2 separate regions of the Homo sapiens genome follow, and region 1 is linked to region 2. A link is an interaction called in ENCODE POLR2A ChIA-PET data of the cell type or tissue named here. Cell type or tissue: OCI-LY7. All regions are shown on one strand.

Region 1 (8,000 bases), 610 kb before region 2:
CCCTATATCCAGAAGAAAGGAACAGTCTTTTTTCTTTTCTTTTTTTTTTTTTTTTTTTTGAGACAGAGTCTCACTCTGTCACCCAGGCTGGAGTGCAGTGGCGCGATCTCAGCTCACTGCAACCTCTGCCTCCTGGGTTCAAGTGATTTTCCTGCCTCAGCCTCTCAAGTAGCTGGGATTACAGGCATGTGCCACCAAGCCTGGCTAATTTTTGTATTTTTAGTAGAGACAGGGTTTCACCATGTTGTCTAGGCTGGTCTCGAACTCCAGGGCTCAAGCGATTTGCCCACCTCAGCCTCCCAAAGTTCTGGGATTACAAGAGTGAGCCACCGTGCCGTGCCCGGTCAGAAGAAAGGAACATTCTTATCTCTGAAGACATAGGAACACAAAGAAGAATTTGAACAAACGTATGTTGCTAAGCTCCCTGCAGTTTATTATCATTAGATCATATCCCCTTTGTCCTGTTATATTTCTCCATGACCGTCCACTCTTCATCAAAGCCAGCAATAATACACAAGTCTGTTTCTTTGGGTATTCATTTGCTTAAAAGGCCCCTGTGTCACATAAAACATACCAAATAAATTTGCATGTTTTTCTCTTGTTAATCTGTCTTTTGTTATAGAGCTTTCTCCACTGTAAACCTAGCGATGGGTGAGGAAAAGATATTTCTCCTTATGTTCTCACACAATATTTGAAGCTACTTATTTAAAAAATGCAGCCATAATAGATTGTTAAAACAAGAATGGAAAGCAAAGATCACTTTAAGCAAGAGAAGAGAGAGCTATATGAGAAAACCTAGACTAAGAATATTTCTTAGAATTGAGCTAAAATGCTGGGCGCCGTAGCTCATGTCTGTAATCCTAGCACTTTGGGAGGCCGAGGCAGGCAGATCACTTGAGGTCAGAAGTTCAAAACCAGCCTGGCCAACATGGTGAAACCCTGTCTCTACTAAAAATACAAAAATTAGCCAGGCATGGTGGCGGGCACCTGTAATCCCAGCTACTCGGGAAGCTGAGGCAGGAGAATCACTTGAACCCAGGAGGCGGAGGTTGCAGTGAGCCGAGACCACGCCACTACACTCCAACCTGGGCAATAGAGCGAGACTCCATCTCAAAAAATAAAAAAAGAATTGAGCTAAAATGAAAGTGTCCTGGCAATTTAGGTATCATGAGTTTCATAACTTCACCTTCTTTTCTAAAAAAGGACACACGTGCTTGCTCTAAACTCTAAGAAAGCTGACAGAATCTTTATCCAGGGATGGTGAATGGCAGTAAAATTCTTTTTCACAGATACAGAAATGTCTTTCATGTGTTGATTTCTTACACCTAAATTGTTGTCTTGTGACAGCATTTCTGTGGGGTGCCGAGAAGCTTTGATCTAAGAGTACCCCTTTCTGGTGCTCTAATTCTAATCTGACCGTGGGGGACAGTCGAGAGCAGTGCTTTTCAAGCTCTAATGTGCATCTGAATGACCTGGGGATTCTAAATCAGTCATCTGGGGTGGGGCCTGAGGTCATGCATTTCCAACAAGCTCGAGAGGCTGAAGGCTTAGAGCAGCAGTTCTTAAACCTGAGCATGCATCAGAAACACAGGGGGCCTTGTGAAAATGGGTGGCTGGGCACCACCTCCAGGGTTTTTGATATAGTAGTACTGAGGTAGGCCTCAAGAATTTGCATTTCTTGGCTGGGCATGGTGGCTCATACCTGTAGTCCCAGCACTTTGGGAGGCTGAGGCGGGTGGATGGCTTGAGGCCACGAGTTCCAGATCAGCCTGGCCAACATGGTGAAACCCCACCTCTACTAAAAATACAAAAATCAGCTGGGCATGGTGGCAGGTGCCTGTAATCCCAGCTACTCGGGAGGCTGAGGCAGGAGAATCACTTGAACCCAGGAGATGGAGGCTGCAGTGAGCCGAGATGGAGCTACTGCACTCCAGCCTGGGCAACAGAGTGAGACCCTGTCTCAAAAACAATAAATAAAATAAAGAATTTGCATTTCTTTTTACTCATTCATTTATGAGCAGGGAAGTGGTGGAGTGGGGGCAGTGGGGGGCGGTCTCACTATGTTCCCCAGGCTGGTCTTGAACTCCTGAGCTGAAGAATTCTCCCACCTTAGCCTCCTAAAGCACTGGGATTACAGGCACAAGCCGCCAGGCCTAGCGGAGTTTGCATTTCTTTTCTTTTCTTTTTTTTGAGACGGAGTCTTGCTCTGTCACCCAGGCTGGAGTGCAGTGGCGTGATCTCGGCTCACTGCAAGCTCCGCCTTCCGGGTTCACGCCATTCTCCTGCCTCAGCCTCCCGAGTAGCTGGGACTACAGGTGCCCACCACGCCCAGCTGATTTTTTGTATTTTTAGTAGAGACGGGGTTTCACTGTGTTAGCCAGGATGGTCTCAATCTCCTGACCTCGTGATCCGCCTGCCTCGGCCTCCCAAAGTGCTGGGATTACAGGCGTGAGCCACCGTGCCGGGCCCAGAGTTTACATTTCTAACAAGATCCCGTGTGATACACATTTTAAGAACTGCTGGCTTAGAACATCCCTCATGACTGTGAGTGGTCCCTCACTGGCTTCACATGAAAGTTGATGGTTACAAAATTCAAGATGAAACAACCATGATAGGCCTTCTAAGCAGGTATTTTGTGAGTTTAAATGAAAAGAGATCCACATGCCTTATTTAGATAATGAAGATAAGGATAGCTAACATTTATTAATCTTTTCTCTTTGTAACACACTAAGGGTATAACACACATTATCTCACTTGGCATCTGGCATGGGCAGCAGTGTTGGTGTTTGATGTTTGGCTGAGGAGCCAGACTTGTGTGCGTGCTGGGAGGGGGTGTTTTCGGTGCACTGTTGTGGTCTGCAGAGGTACCTGCATGCCAGGCCAAACTGTCCCTCAGGAAACACCTTTAGATCTAGACTAGCAGACGCTAGAGGCCCGAGTTCTGCTTCACAGAGTCTGCAGGAAATAAATGAAAGAAGTTGAGGGCAGGTGTTAACAATCATCTGTTTCAACCGCAAAAGTACCTGAATATAGAACAGAATTTGTCAAGCCTGGCGCACAGCAGGAGCACCTGGATGCCCGGGACCCATCCACAGAGGGTGTGATTAGATTGGCCTGGAGAGACACCTGGGCACAGGCATTTTTAAGAGCTCCCCAGCCAGGGTTGAGAAACACTGGTACAGGTTTGATTGCAGCAAGATGAATCGGGTTGGCTGAGGAAGGGAAGGGGCAGAGACCAAATTGAACAAAACAAAACATCTATTCCCAGACTGGATCTCTCTTAAGCATTTGCCAAATTGGTTTTGTGCTATCCTTTAGAACAGTGGTCTTCAAATTTAGTATGCATCAGAGTCACCTTGAGGTTTCCTTAAAGCAGATTGCTGGACCTACCCCCAGAGTTTCTAATTTAGCAGGTCTGGGGTGGGCTCAAGAATTTGCATTTCTAACAAGTTCCCAGGTGATGCTGATACTGCTGGTCCCAGAAGCCAGTTTCTTTGCTATTAAGACCTTCATTGCAACATACAGAAGGATGCCTATATTTCTTATTTTCTACTTATTCTCAACTCTTTTTTACTGAAGCAAAAAAATACAAACAAAAGTGAAAACAGGCCGGGCGCGGTGGCTCATGCCTGTAATCCCAGCACTTTGGGAGGTGGATCACCTGAGGTCAGGAGCTTGAGACCAGCCTGGCCAACATGGTGCAACTCCACCTCTACTAAAAATACAAAAAGTAGACGGACATGGTGGCATGTGCCTGTAATCCCAGCTACTCAGGAGGCTGAGGCAGGAGAATTGATTGAACCCAGGACGCAGAGGTTGCAGTGAGCCGAGATGGCACCACTGTACTCCAGCCTGGACGAGAGTGAGATTCCACCTCAAAAAAAAAAAAAAAAAAAAAAAAAAGTGAAAACATGTGAAATCATTCATAATCCGATGATAGCCACAGTAGATGGCTTTTTTTTCCCACATAATACATATGTATGTATACAGATTTTCTTTCAGAAATTATAATGGTCATATGAAGAATGTGTTTGCATCTAGAAAGACATTTGTGCATTATTTCAAGGTCCTTATATAATCTATATAATACACAAAATCTATATAATTTTTGCTATGAGTTTAGAATTATAACAAAGTTTATTTCTTTTGATAATATCTTCAATATTATGTAATAAAAATAACTTTAAAAATCTATATCTAGCTATTTTAACAAATGTTAAAGAGGCCACAGTCTTGTTAAAATGCTATTTAAGTTGAGGTCTAGTGGTATTATTTTGGTAAAACCCCTGATTTGTTAAAATTGTAGTAGGATCTTTTATCAAGCTACATAGCTTGACCCATAAATGTTTTTCATTTATGAAACCAGAATATCTCCACAGAGGAGATCCATAGAAAAAAGAAATCAGAATAAAGTCAGGAGATACTAAAGGGTCTCCACGTTTATAAGCCTTTTCTTAATTGAGAATAGTCGCGAATAGCGAAGACTAAGAGTGGCATGCATTCAGAATTTGTCCCTCACATGTAGGACAAGAGTTAGAAAACCAGCCCACACCACCTGGCAGATGATGGCACAATTGGATGTGGTTGTTTAATTTGTAGGCTAAGAGATTATAGTATTAAAAGGAAGACAGAAAAGAATTTAAACTAGGCCACTACAGTAAAACACAAAAATACAAATGAAGAGACAAAACCTCCACAAAGGACCAGGCAAATAAAAATACCGAAAAGCTGCAACTGTTCTGAATAGTAAGCCTGAAATTAAATTCAGGAATTGCTTAAGGGAGGACGGTCAGGAGCAGCCCCTGAAGGCTGGTGGTAGTCTTCATTCACTACCTCAGGGGAGAAGCCTGTCCTCACTTTCAGAGGTGTGGAGGTGTGGGCCATTCCTGTTGCCTTCCTTCCCTCCCGAAGACAGCCCTGTCCCCCCACCACCTAGAGGCACTTTCAGCAGCACCCAGACACAGTCCTCGATCTTCCCCCTGGGACGGAATGGCACCAACAAAGGAGAGGGCAGTGTTCTCACCCCTGGCTGCACTCCTGAAAACACCTGTCCCGGGCCCCACCCGCAGGCTTCTAATTTAATTGGTCTGGGGTGGGAAACTAAGCAGCAGTTTTGCTTTTTGTTTTTTTTCTGTGTGTGTTTTGTTTTTGAGACAGGGTCTTGCTCCATTGCCCAGGGTTGGGGTGCAGTGGTTCAGTCATGGCTTACTGCAGCCTTAAACTCCTAGGCTCAAGCAATCCTTGTGCCTCAGCCTCCTAAAGTGCTGGGATTACAGGCATGAGCCATCGTGCCCAGCCAGTTTTGTTTTCTAGTTGAAGTAATATATAAATAGCCAAAAAAGTGCACAAGTCATGTGTGCAACTCAGTGAATTATCACAAAGCATACATTTTTTTATATTTGCATAACTGGGTATATCACAATTTGTCTGTTCTGCTGGGCATTTGAGTTGTTTCTAGTTTGAGCAATTACAAATAATGCTGCTGCAAACATCCTTGTATGTGCCTTCCAGTGCATGTGCGCACACTTTTATCTGGGTATAAACTGAGGAGCAGAATTGCTGGATTGCAGGGTAGGATTTGGTTCAATTTTAGTAGATGCTGCCAAACTGCTTTTCAAAGTGATTCTACCAATTTATACTCCCATTAGCAATGTTTGTGAATTCTAGTTGCTCCGCAATGTTTGTGAATTCTAGTTGCTCCACATTCTAGCAAGAAAACAGTATACGTAAAAGCTCCCTGGGTGATTCTGCTGTGCATGAGGAGAAGAACCACCAATGCCATCATATATCACATGCTTTGCAAATGGCATATGGTCTCACGTGTGCTGGAGTGCTAGGGATACAGGGCATAGACTATGATGTCTTCACAACTATCCAGGAAGAAAACAGTACAGACATTTGTGTTCCCTTTTTGCTAATGAGGACACAACGCAAAGTTAATTGACTTACCAGAAGTAACACAGCCATGTAGTGACAGTCAGGACTAAAACCCAGAATTCTTGATTTCCATCCCTTTGCTTGTCCCAACATACAACACAGCCTTATTCAGAAGATGTCCAGTGTATAGAGGTTTGGGGCAAATCAGATGTCGAGGCACCTTCTCAGTTGTTTGAGAGTTTCTGTACCAGAGTTTAAGAAAAAAAAGAAAGCAGAATAAATGACTCAGACTTTCCCTGCCACCAAAGTCTCAGGCCTTGGTTGTGAGAAACACAGAGACCCTCCCTTCAGACAGGAATGAAGAACAGGAAATGTGTCCCTTCTGTGCCTGGGACTCTACACAACCAGAAAAGTGAAGGGTGCCTTCAGGAGCAATTTGGCCTGAGTGTCCCTCAGACCAGCTAGGCTCTGACCCCCAGCTCTTCCCTGTCCTCACCGGGTGACCTTAGACAAAGGGTTCAATTTCTTCGAGTCTCGATTTCCTCATTAGTAAAATAGGAATAATAATATACATACTTTAGGTTCTAAGAAGAGAATATTATCTATAAAAACAAACATATAGTAAGCATTTAATACAATGTAGATTTTTTAATTTTTATTTTTAGACAGTGTCTTGCTCTGTTACCCAGGCTGGAGTGCAGTGGTGCTATCATAGCTTACTGTAACCTCAAACTCCTGGGCTCAAGCAATCCTACTGCTTCAGCCTCCTGAGTTGCTGGGATTACAGACATGTACCACCAAGCCCAGCTAATTTTTAAATTTTATTTACTTATTTATGTAGAGATGGGGTCTCACTGTGTTGCCCGGGCTGGTCTGAAGTCCTGGGCTAAGGCCATCCTCCCACCCCAGCTTCTCAAGGTGCTGGTGTTACAGATGTGCACCACTGCGCCCAGCCTGATATTCTTAATACTACCAGAAACAGCCCATGAGTCCTCTACATCTTCAATTTTTCCCTCTCTACTGAATCCTGTTTTTTCCTCTCTATTGGATCTTTTCCATAAATTTAAAAGGCAATTATTTCTCCTATTTTTTTTTTTTTTTGAGACAGGGTCTTGCTCTGTCACCCAGGCTGGAATGCAGCGATGCAATCATGGCTCACTGCCACCTCGACCTCCCAGGCTCAGGCGATCCTCCCACCTCAGCCTCCTGAATAGGTGGGACCACAGACATGCACCACCACACCTGGCTAATTTTTGTATTTTTTGTAGAGATGGGGTTTCATCATGTTTCCCAAGCTGGTCTCAGACTCCTGGGCTCAAGGGATCTGCCCACCTCAGCCTCCTAAAGTGCTGGGATTATAGGAGTGAGCCACCACACCCAGCTTCTCCTATCTTTAAAAAAACTCTCCCAACTCTTCTTCCTCCTCTACTTCCATTTCTCTCTTCCACTTACAACTAATGTCCTTCAAAGAGTTGTCTGTGGTCACTGACTCAAATTCTTTGTTTGTTTGCTTTGCTTTGTTTGTTTGTTTGCTTTGTTTGTTTGCTTTGTTTGTTTGTTTACGGAGACAGAGGTTCGCTCTGTCGGCCAGGCTGGAGTGCAATGGTGCCATCTTGGCTCACCGCAACCTCCGCCTCCCGGGTTCAAGCGATTCTCCTGCCTCAGCTTCCTGAGGGGCTGGTATTACAGGCATGTGCCACCACACCTGGCTAATTTTGTATTTTGAGTAGGGACGGGGTTTCTACATGTTGGTCAGGCAGGTCTTGAACCCCCGACCTCAGGTGATCTGCCTGCCTAGGCCTCCCAATGTTTCTTCATTTTTTAACCTTTTCTATGAGACTTTCACCCTCTCCACTCCATTGGCACAGCTCTTCTCAAGGTCACCAATGACTTTGACTTTCCTAAATGCAATAGTGGATTCCCCAGTCCTCATCTTACTTGCTCCATCAGCAGCACTGGGCATGGTCAATTGCTCCCTTTTTGATTCATCTTTGCTTGGCTTCCAGGACACACAACACACTCTCCTTATTTTCCTCCTGTCTCACTGGCTGGCCCTCCTGTCTTTTTTGCTTGTTTTCCTCTTCTTCGTAATCATAAACACTAGACTGTTTCAGGGTTCATGC
Region 2 (8,000 bases):
CTGCTTCAGCATGGGCAACATACGGAGACTTCATTGCTAAAAATATAAATAAATAAAATTGTAGGTATGGTGGGGCATGCATGCCTGTAGTCCCAGCTACTCAGGAGGCTGAGGTGGGAGGATCACTTGGGCCCAGAAGGTCAAGGTGACAAGATTCTGCCACTGCACTCCAGCCTGGGTGACAGAGCAAAACCCTGTCCCAAAAATAAAATCTATTAAAAAGAAAAAACTCAAAAGCCTAAGAATTAAAATATACAATAACAGAAATTAAAATTGATAGATGGCTTTAATACAGATTAAACAAGACTGAGAAATCGAAAAAGGAAGATGGGTCAAAGAAAATATCCAGACTGCAGTATGAAGACACAAAAGCCAAAAGGATAAAAATATAGAAGAAAGCAAAAGAGAGAAGGAAGATCAAAAGGTGATGAAAGACAGACTGAGGCAGTGACTACATTTGAAAAAATAATGGCTAAGTACTTCTAAAATAAATTTTTAAAAAACTCACATTCAAGAAGCACTATGAATCCCAATAAATACAAAATCAGATGCGGACTTGTCATAGTTAACTACTGAAGACAAAAACAAAGAAAATCTTAAAACTGAGCAAATGATGCACATTAAAGGGCTAGGGTGGGAGGGCCAGCTTTTTCACGGGCTACCTGAATGACATGCCTAGTCAAACAAATCCCCTGAGCCCTATGCAAATCAGACATTGCCTCCTCCAGCCTCTGCATATATACCTGGCAGGTGTCCACCGCACGTGGAGACCTCCTTTTTTGGCTTTGGAGCACCCCCTCCGTCTCTGTACAGGGGAGCCTCTTCCTTCTGCCTTATCGTTTCTTTCTTGCCTATTAAACTCTGTTCCTTAACACCAAAAAAAAAAAAAAACTGAGCAAGTGAGGAAAAAACTTATCTTCAAAGAAGTAACAGTAAAACCGATAGGTGATTTCTCTGTATAAACAATGGAAGCCAGGGGACAATGGAATGATTGGTTTGAAGAAGCAATAGTAACTGCCAACTTGTAATTCATTATCCTACTTCAGTGTTAGCCTAAAAATGAACTTTAGAAAACAAGCAAACACTGAAAAAAAAATTTGTCAACAGCAGAACCACACTAAACACACACACACAAAAAAATGCTAAGAGAAAAAACTGTCAACAGCAGAACCACACTAAAAAAAAAAAAAAAAAAAAAAAAAAATGCTGGCCGGGCCCGGTGGCTCACACCTGTAATCCCAGCACTTTGGGAGGCCGAGGCGGGCGGATCACAAGGTCAGGAGATCAAGACCATCCTGGCTAACACAGTGAAACCCCATCTCTACGAAAAATACAAAAAGTTAGCGGGGCGTGGTGGCAAGCACCTGTAGTCCCAGCTACTCAGGAGGCTGAGGCAGGAGAATGGCATGAACCCGGGAGGCAGAGTTTGCAGTGAGCCGAGATTGCGCCACTGCACTCCAGCCTGGGCAACAGATCGAGACTCCGTCTCAAAAAAAAAAAAAAAAAATTGCTAAGAGAAAAATGATCCCGGATGAAAGCCAAGAGACACAAAAAAGAAGAGCAACAGAAAGAGTAAATGTGGGTAAATCTAAATTAACATAAACTGTATAAAATAATAATAATGTCTTACAGGCCAGGCACAGTGGCTCTGCCTGTAATCCCAGCACTTTGGGAGGCCAAGGCAAGCGGATCACGAGGTCAGGAGTTCAAGACCAGCCTGACACCCAGTCTCTATTTTTAAAAATACAAAAAATTTGCCAGGCGTGGTGCTATGCACGTGTAATACCAGCTACTCGGGAGCCTGAGGCAGAAGTATCGCTTGAACCTGAAAGGCAGAGGTTGCAGTGAGCTGCGATCGTGCCACTGCACTCCAGCCTGGGCAACACAGTGAGACTCTGTTTCAAAAAAAAAAAAAGTAATTAGTCTGTAACTTGGTGGGCACCTGTAATCCCAGCCACTCAGGAGGCTGAGGCAGGAGAATCACCTGAACCCAGGAAGGCAGAGATTACAGTGAGCCAGGATTGCACCACTGCACTCCAGTCTGGGTGACAGAGTCAGACTCTGTCTCAAAAAAAAAAAAAAAAAAAAACTAAACTAAAACTTAGAAATGTCTACATATTTATTCATTCATTTATAAATACTTCATTCCATATTTTCCACCAAAAAACACCAGTGAGACAAGTGGAACTGTTATATATTTTTGAAAATCTAGGGTCTAGCTTAATAGAAGATGGCTGTATCCTTCTAAGTGCTTCTGTACTCCATCATATACTGTCCTGATTGAAGTATATGAAGATCCATCCTGAAATGATCTAAAGTTGAAAGTAGGAATATTTTAACAGCTTTGTCTTAAATATTTTCTTCTTCAATATTACACCAAAACTCAATGGTAATTTCTTAAAATGAGTTGTAATATGAAAACTGAAATCATGTAAGTACTGTCTGTTACATTAAAATCCAGTGATGTAGGCTGGGCGTGGTAGCTCACGCCTGTAATTCTAGCCCTTTGAGAAGCCAAGGCGGGCAGATCACTTAAAGTCAGGAGCTCGAGACCAGCCTGGCCAACATGGTGAAGCCCCATCTCTACTAAAAATACAAAAATTAGCCAGGTGTAGTGGTATGTGCCTGTAATCTCAGCTACTCAGGAGGCTGAGGTGAGAGAATCCCTAGAACCTGAGAGGCAGAGGTTGCAATGAGCCGAGATCGTGCCACTACACTGCAGCCTGGGCAACAGAGCAAGACTCCACATCAAAAAAAAAAAAAAAAAATTCCACTGATCTACTTTACCCTCTGAGTAGATACTTTGCCCATGCATAATTTTATAACATAATATACTGGTGATCTGGAAAATATTGGTCCACTAAGTTATGTACATCATCTTTCCAATGTTGACACATTTCATTACACAGCATCAGAAAATAACATTAGGCCGGGCGTGGTGGCTCATGCCTGTAATCCCAGCATTTTGGGAGGCCAAGGCAAGCAGATCACCTGAGGTCAGGAGTTCAAGACCAGCGTAGCTAACATGGTGAAACACTGTCTCTACTAAAAATAAAAAAATTAGCCTGGCATCGTGGCATGCACCTGCAGTCTCAGCTACTCGGGAGGCTGAGGCACCCGAATCATTTGAACCCAGAAGGCAGAGGTTGCAGTGAGCAGAGAACGCACCACTGCACTCCAGCCTGGGCAACAGAGTGAAACTGTCTTCCAAAAAAAAAAAAAAAAAAAAAAAAAAAACCAGAAAACATATATAATTCCACTGATCTCATCAGAAAAATCTGTTAAGTATTGGGCACCTTTCAAGTTCATGGTGTCAGGTTCAAGTTTTCTAAAATTTTAATTTTTCTATCAAAGCTCAAATTTTATCACTGGCAATTAACATTATCAGTCTTCCTTGAAGTGACATGCTTGGTTTTTCAAGAAAATGCTTGTTAAATATAAAAAATCTGGATAACTTTGCATGAGTCCATCACACTTTCAAACAGATGTTTTATGAAAAAAGCAGCTAGCTCAGCTCACAACTCAAACCACTTGTCCATTTTCTCAAATTAACCATCTTACTGCACTAAGGAGAGAAGAAATGCTTTATATGAACTCATTTCATCACAGAATATAAAAAGACATGAATACAAGATCTGTGAAATTGGTTTTTTTAGTTTTGGGTTTTTTCTTTTATTTATTTATTTATTTGAGACAGTCTCACTCTGTCGCCTAGGCTGGAGTGCAGTGGTGCAATCTCGGCTTGCTGCAACCTCCGCCTACTGGGATCAAGCCATTCTCCTGCCTCAGCCTCCCAAGTAGTTGGGATTGCAGGTGCGCGCCACCACACCAAACTAATTTTTGTATTTTTAGTAGAGACAAGGTTTCACCATGTTGGCCAGGCTGTTCTTGAACTCCTGACCTCAGGTGATCCACCTGCCTTGGCCTCCCAAAATACTGGGATTACAGGCAAGAGCCAAGGATCTGTGAAATTTAATAAAATTGAACATCAAGTCAAAATTTATTTTAAATAACAAATGTTTGGGAGTAAGGAATACAACATCTACTTAATGCCACTGTCTTTCTTCATACAAAGTGGCCAGTAGTTTTATCCATGACACTTTTGCACTATCAATGAAAATGTCAACACAATGAAAAACACAAACTGGCCAGGCATGAATGCCCATGTCTATAATCCCAGTACTTTGGGCGGCCAAGGCAGGAGGACTGCTTCAGGCCAGGAGTTCAAGACCAGACTGGGCAACACAGTGAGATCTGTCTCTACAAAAATAAAAAAATTTAGCCTGGTGTGGTGGCACATGCCTGCAGTCCCAGGAGGATCACCTTAGCTGAGGGGTTCAAGTCTGTAGTAAGCTGATAATAGCACCACACTCTGGCCCAGGAAACAGAGTGAGTGAGGCCCTGTCTCAAGGACGGGGAAAAAAAATGCAAAGAATATCTTATCTTGACAACTCTTTGACAGGCTCTCTGGGACCTCCATGGTTGACAGATCATACTTTGATAACCACTGATCAAGCCAAATGAAGATATATTTTTAATAATGAGTATATGAAGTAAAAGTCATCCCAAATGGAAAGAATAAAGAAACTGTTTCCATCCATAGATGACATACATAAAAAAGTCCTAAGGGATCCACTAAACAATTTACAAATGAGTTCAAGGTTGCAGGATACAAGATCAAGGTACCAAATCAACCATATTTCTATATATTAGCAATGAACAATTCAGATGTAAAATCTAGAAAAACAATTTTACAATAGCATCAGAAAGAATAAGATTCTTATTCTTTGCCCAAAATGTATTGAATAACAAAAAGTGCAGGCCAGAGGCCGGATACAGTGGCTCATGCCTGTAATCTCAGCACTCTGGGAGGCCAAGGCAGGTGGATCACCTGAGGTTGGGAGTTCGAGACCAGCCTGGCCAACATGGAAAAACCTGTCTCTACTAAAAATATAAAAATTAGCAAGGTGTGGTGGCGCATGCCTGTAATCATCCCAGCTACTCTGGAGGCTGAGGCAGGAGAACTGCTTGAACCTGGGAGGTGGATGTTGCGGTGAGCCAAGATCGTGCCACTGCACTCCAGCCTGGGCAACAGGAAGGAGGGAATGGAGGGACGGGAGGGACAGGAGGGACAAGAGGAGCGCTCGAACCTGGAAGGCAGAAGTCATGCCACTGTACTGCAGCCTGGATGACAGTGAGACTCCCTCTTAAAAAAAAAAAAAAAAGTAGGAAACTACAAAATATTGTTTAAAGCATTATAGACAACCTAAATAAATAGAAAGATATCCCATGTTCATGGATCAGGAGACTTAATATTGTTAAGATAGTAATAATCCTCAACTTGATACACAGATTCACTACAATCTCTACCAGAATTCCAGCTGGCATCTTTGTAGAAGTTTTCAAGTTGATCCTAAAACTCAGAAGGAAACTCAAGGGACCCTGAAGAGCCAACATAATTTTGAAAAAAAAAACAAAAACAAAAAAAAAACAAAGATTTACACTTTCTGACTTCCAATCTTATTACAAAGCCACAGCAATCAAGACAGTGTAGTACTGGCGTAAGGATAGACATACAGATCAATGAAACAGAATACAGAGTACAGAAAAAAACCCTATATATGTACAGGCAAATGACTTTCAAACAAGGATGCCAAGACCATGCAACAGAAAGAATAGATTTTTCTAAAAATGAAGCTTGGACAACTGAACAGCCTCATGCAAAAGAATGAAGTTGTATCAGCCGGCGCGGTGGCTCACGCCTGTAATCCCAGCACTTTGGGAGGCTGAGGTGGGTGGATCACGAAGTCAGGAGTGCGAGACCAGCCTGGCCAATATGGTGAAACCCCGTCTCTACTAAAAATACAAAAATAAGCTGGGCATGGTGGCGCACGCCTGTAGTCCCAGCTACTCGGGAGGCTGAGGCTGGAGAATCACTTGAACCCAGGAGGCAGAGCCTGCAGTGAACAAAGTTCATGCCACTGCACTCCAGCCTGGGCAACAAACCAAGACTCTGTCTCAAAAAATAAAAATAAAAATACAAAAAGTCTTAAACAAAAAAAAAGGACTGAAGTACTGGCATATGCTACAACATGGACAAAACTGGAAAGCATTATGCTAAGTGAAAGTAGGCAGTCACAAAAAAAACAAATATTAGTATTCCATATACACGAAAGGTTCAGAATAGGCAAATATATTAAGAATGCATATTGGTTGTTGCTTCGTGCTACTGAAATGGGAAGTAGCTTAGGGTGACTGATTGCTAAAAGGTAGGGGAATCCTATTGAGGTGATAAAGTGTTCTAGACTTGTTTGTGGTGATGGTTGCACAACTCTGAATCAGTCGGGTGCCAGTAAGGTATGTGAATTTATTAGATTGGTACAAAAGTAATTGTGGTTTACAAGTGGCAAAACCCCAATTATTTTCGCACCAACCCAATAGTTCACTATAGCTGTTAAAAAAATTATAAAGTATGGGAGGCTGAGGTAGGGAGATCACTTGAGGGCAGGAGTTTGAGACCAGCCCGGCCAACATGGTGAAATCCTGTCTCTACTAAAAATACCAAATAAATAATAAAGTAAAATAAATGATAAAGATGTGCAAATATACCATTTTAATTGGGAACAACAAACAAAAATATCCAGGAGTACATGTAAAAAGAAATACGCAGAACCTACATAAAGGGGAAAAATATAAAACGTCAAAAAGAAACAAAAATTATGTAAAAATGGGAAGATACATTATTTCCTTTCGGGAAAGACACCGTAAGATGTCAACTCTTACCCCACTTATAAACATAATCCAATTTCAATAAAAATTCCAATAGAAACGGAGGAGATGCAAAAAAAAAAAAAAAGGATTCTAAAGTTTCATCTTAACAAATGAGTAACTTGGCCAGGCACGGTGGCTCACACCTGTAATCCCAGCACTTTGGGAGGCCAAGGCAGGCGGATCACGAGGTCAAGAGTTCAAGACCAGCCTGGTCAACATGGTGAAACCCCATCTCTACTAAAAATGTAAAAAAAATTGGCTGGGCATGGTGGTAGGCGCCTATAATTCCAGCTACTCGGGACGCTGAGACAGGAGAATCACTTGAACCCGAGAGGTGGAAGTTGCAGTGAGCCGAGATCATGCCACTGCACTCCAGCCCAGGTGACAGTGTGAGGCTTCATCTCAAAAAAAAAAAAAAAAAAAAAAAAAGAAATGAATAACTTTTCACAACCTATTTGGTTTAACGGCACCAGGCACAAAGATAAATTATAAAGTGACTAAATTAAAACTAGATGATGAAATAATAAACAGCTTAAAAATAGGCCTCCAAGAATATACTCATAAATTCTGTACAAGACAGACATGGTGCTGGGTGCGGTGGCTCACGCCTGTAATCCCAGCACTTCGGGAGGCCAAGGTGGGCGGATCATCTGAGGTTGGCAGCTCACGACCAGCCTGACCAAGAGAGAAACCCCGTCTCTACTAAAAATGCAAACTTAACCGGGCATGGTGGCACATGCCTGCAATCCCAGCTACTCGGAAGGTTGAGGCAGGAGAATCGTTTCAACCTGGGAGACGGAGGTTGTGGTGAGCCAAGATCATGCCATTGCACTCCAACCTGGGCAACAAGAGCGAAACCCCGCCTCAAAAAAAAAAACAAAAAAACAAAAAACCAGACAGACCTGGCATTTCAAATCAATGGAAAAGAGAGAAATTCAAATTTGCTAAAATCACTAAGTCATTGTTCAGAAAAATTAATGTTAGATCCTACTTCATACTTGATACCAAAATAAATTCCAGATGAATAAAAAATTAAATTTAACAAATCCATAAAAGCTAGAAAAAGACTTAATTGAAAGCCGGGCGCAGTGGCTCACGCCTGGAATCCCAGCACTTTGGGAGGCTGAGGCGGGCGGATCACGAGGTCAGGAGATCGAGACCATCCTGGCTAACACGGTGAAACCCGTCTCTACTAAAAATACAAAAAATTAGCCGGGCGTGGTGGCGGG

The links. ChIA-PET counts read pairs that join two places held together with the same protein. Peaks named below come from ENCODE experiments on the same cell type or tissue, not always from the same donor. Only the 100,000 strongest peaks of a DNase experiment are listed, where the experiment ranks them.
Region 1: POLR2A ChIA-PET joins it to region 2 with 7 read pairs; 2 of 35 experiments call an interaction of 5 or more read pairs at or near these places.

Annotation. Positions count from the first base shown.
Region 1 is chr2:60,838,108-60,846,107 of GRCh38, forward strand. No RefSeq gene overlaps it. Among named protein-coding and RNA genes, the nearest start is that of REL-DT, 39 kb to the right of the region's middle. RefSeq lists enhancers at 2,962-3,381, 6,140-6,359. In OCI-LY7, CTCF peaks have their summits at 1,390, 4,951 (motif pointing left) and 5,162; DNase peaks (open chromatin) are centred at 1,484, 3,004, 3,424, 5,074 and 3 weaker places; H3K4me3 peaks cover 5,356 bases; H3K27ac peaks cover 7,391 bases.
Region 2 is chr2:61,444,046-61,452,045 of GRCh38, forward strand. All of the region lies in intron 1 of USP34 (ubiquitin specific peptidase 34), which reads right to left. Among named protein-coding and RNA genes, the nearest start is that of USP34, 23 kb to the right of the region's middle. RefSeq lists a silencer at 6,232-6,331. In OCI-LY7, no CTCF peak of the experiment used is centred here; DNase peaks (open chromatin) are centred at 726 and 3,106; H3K4me3 peaks cover 2,734 bases; H3K27ac peaks cover 6,537 bases.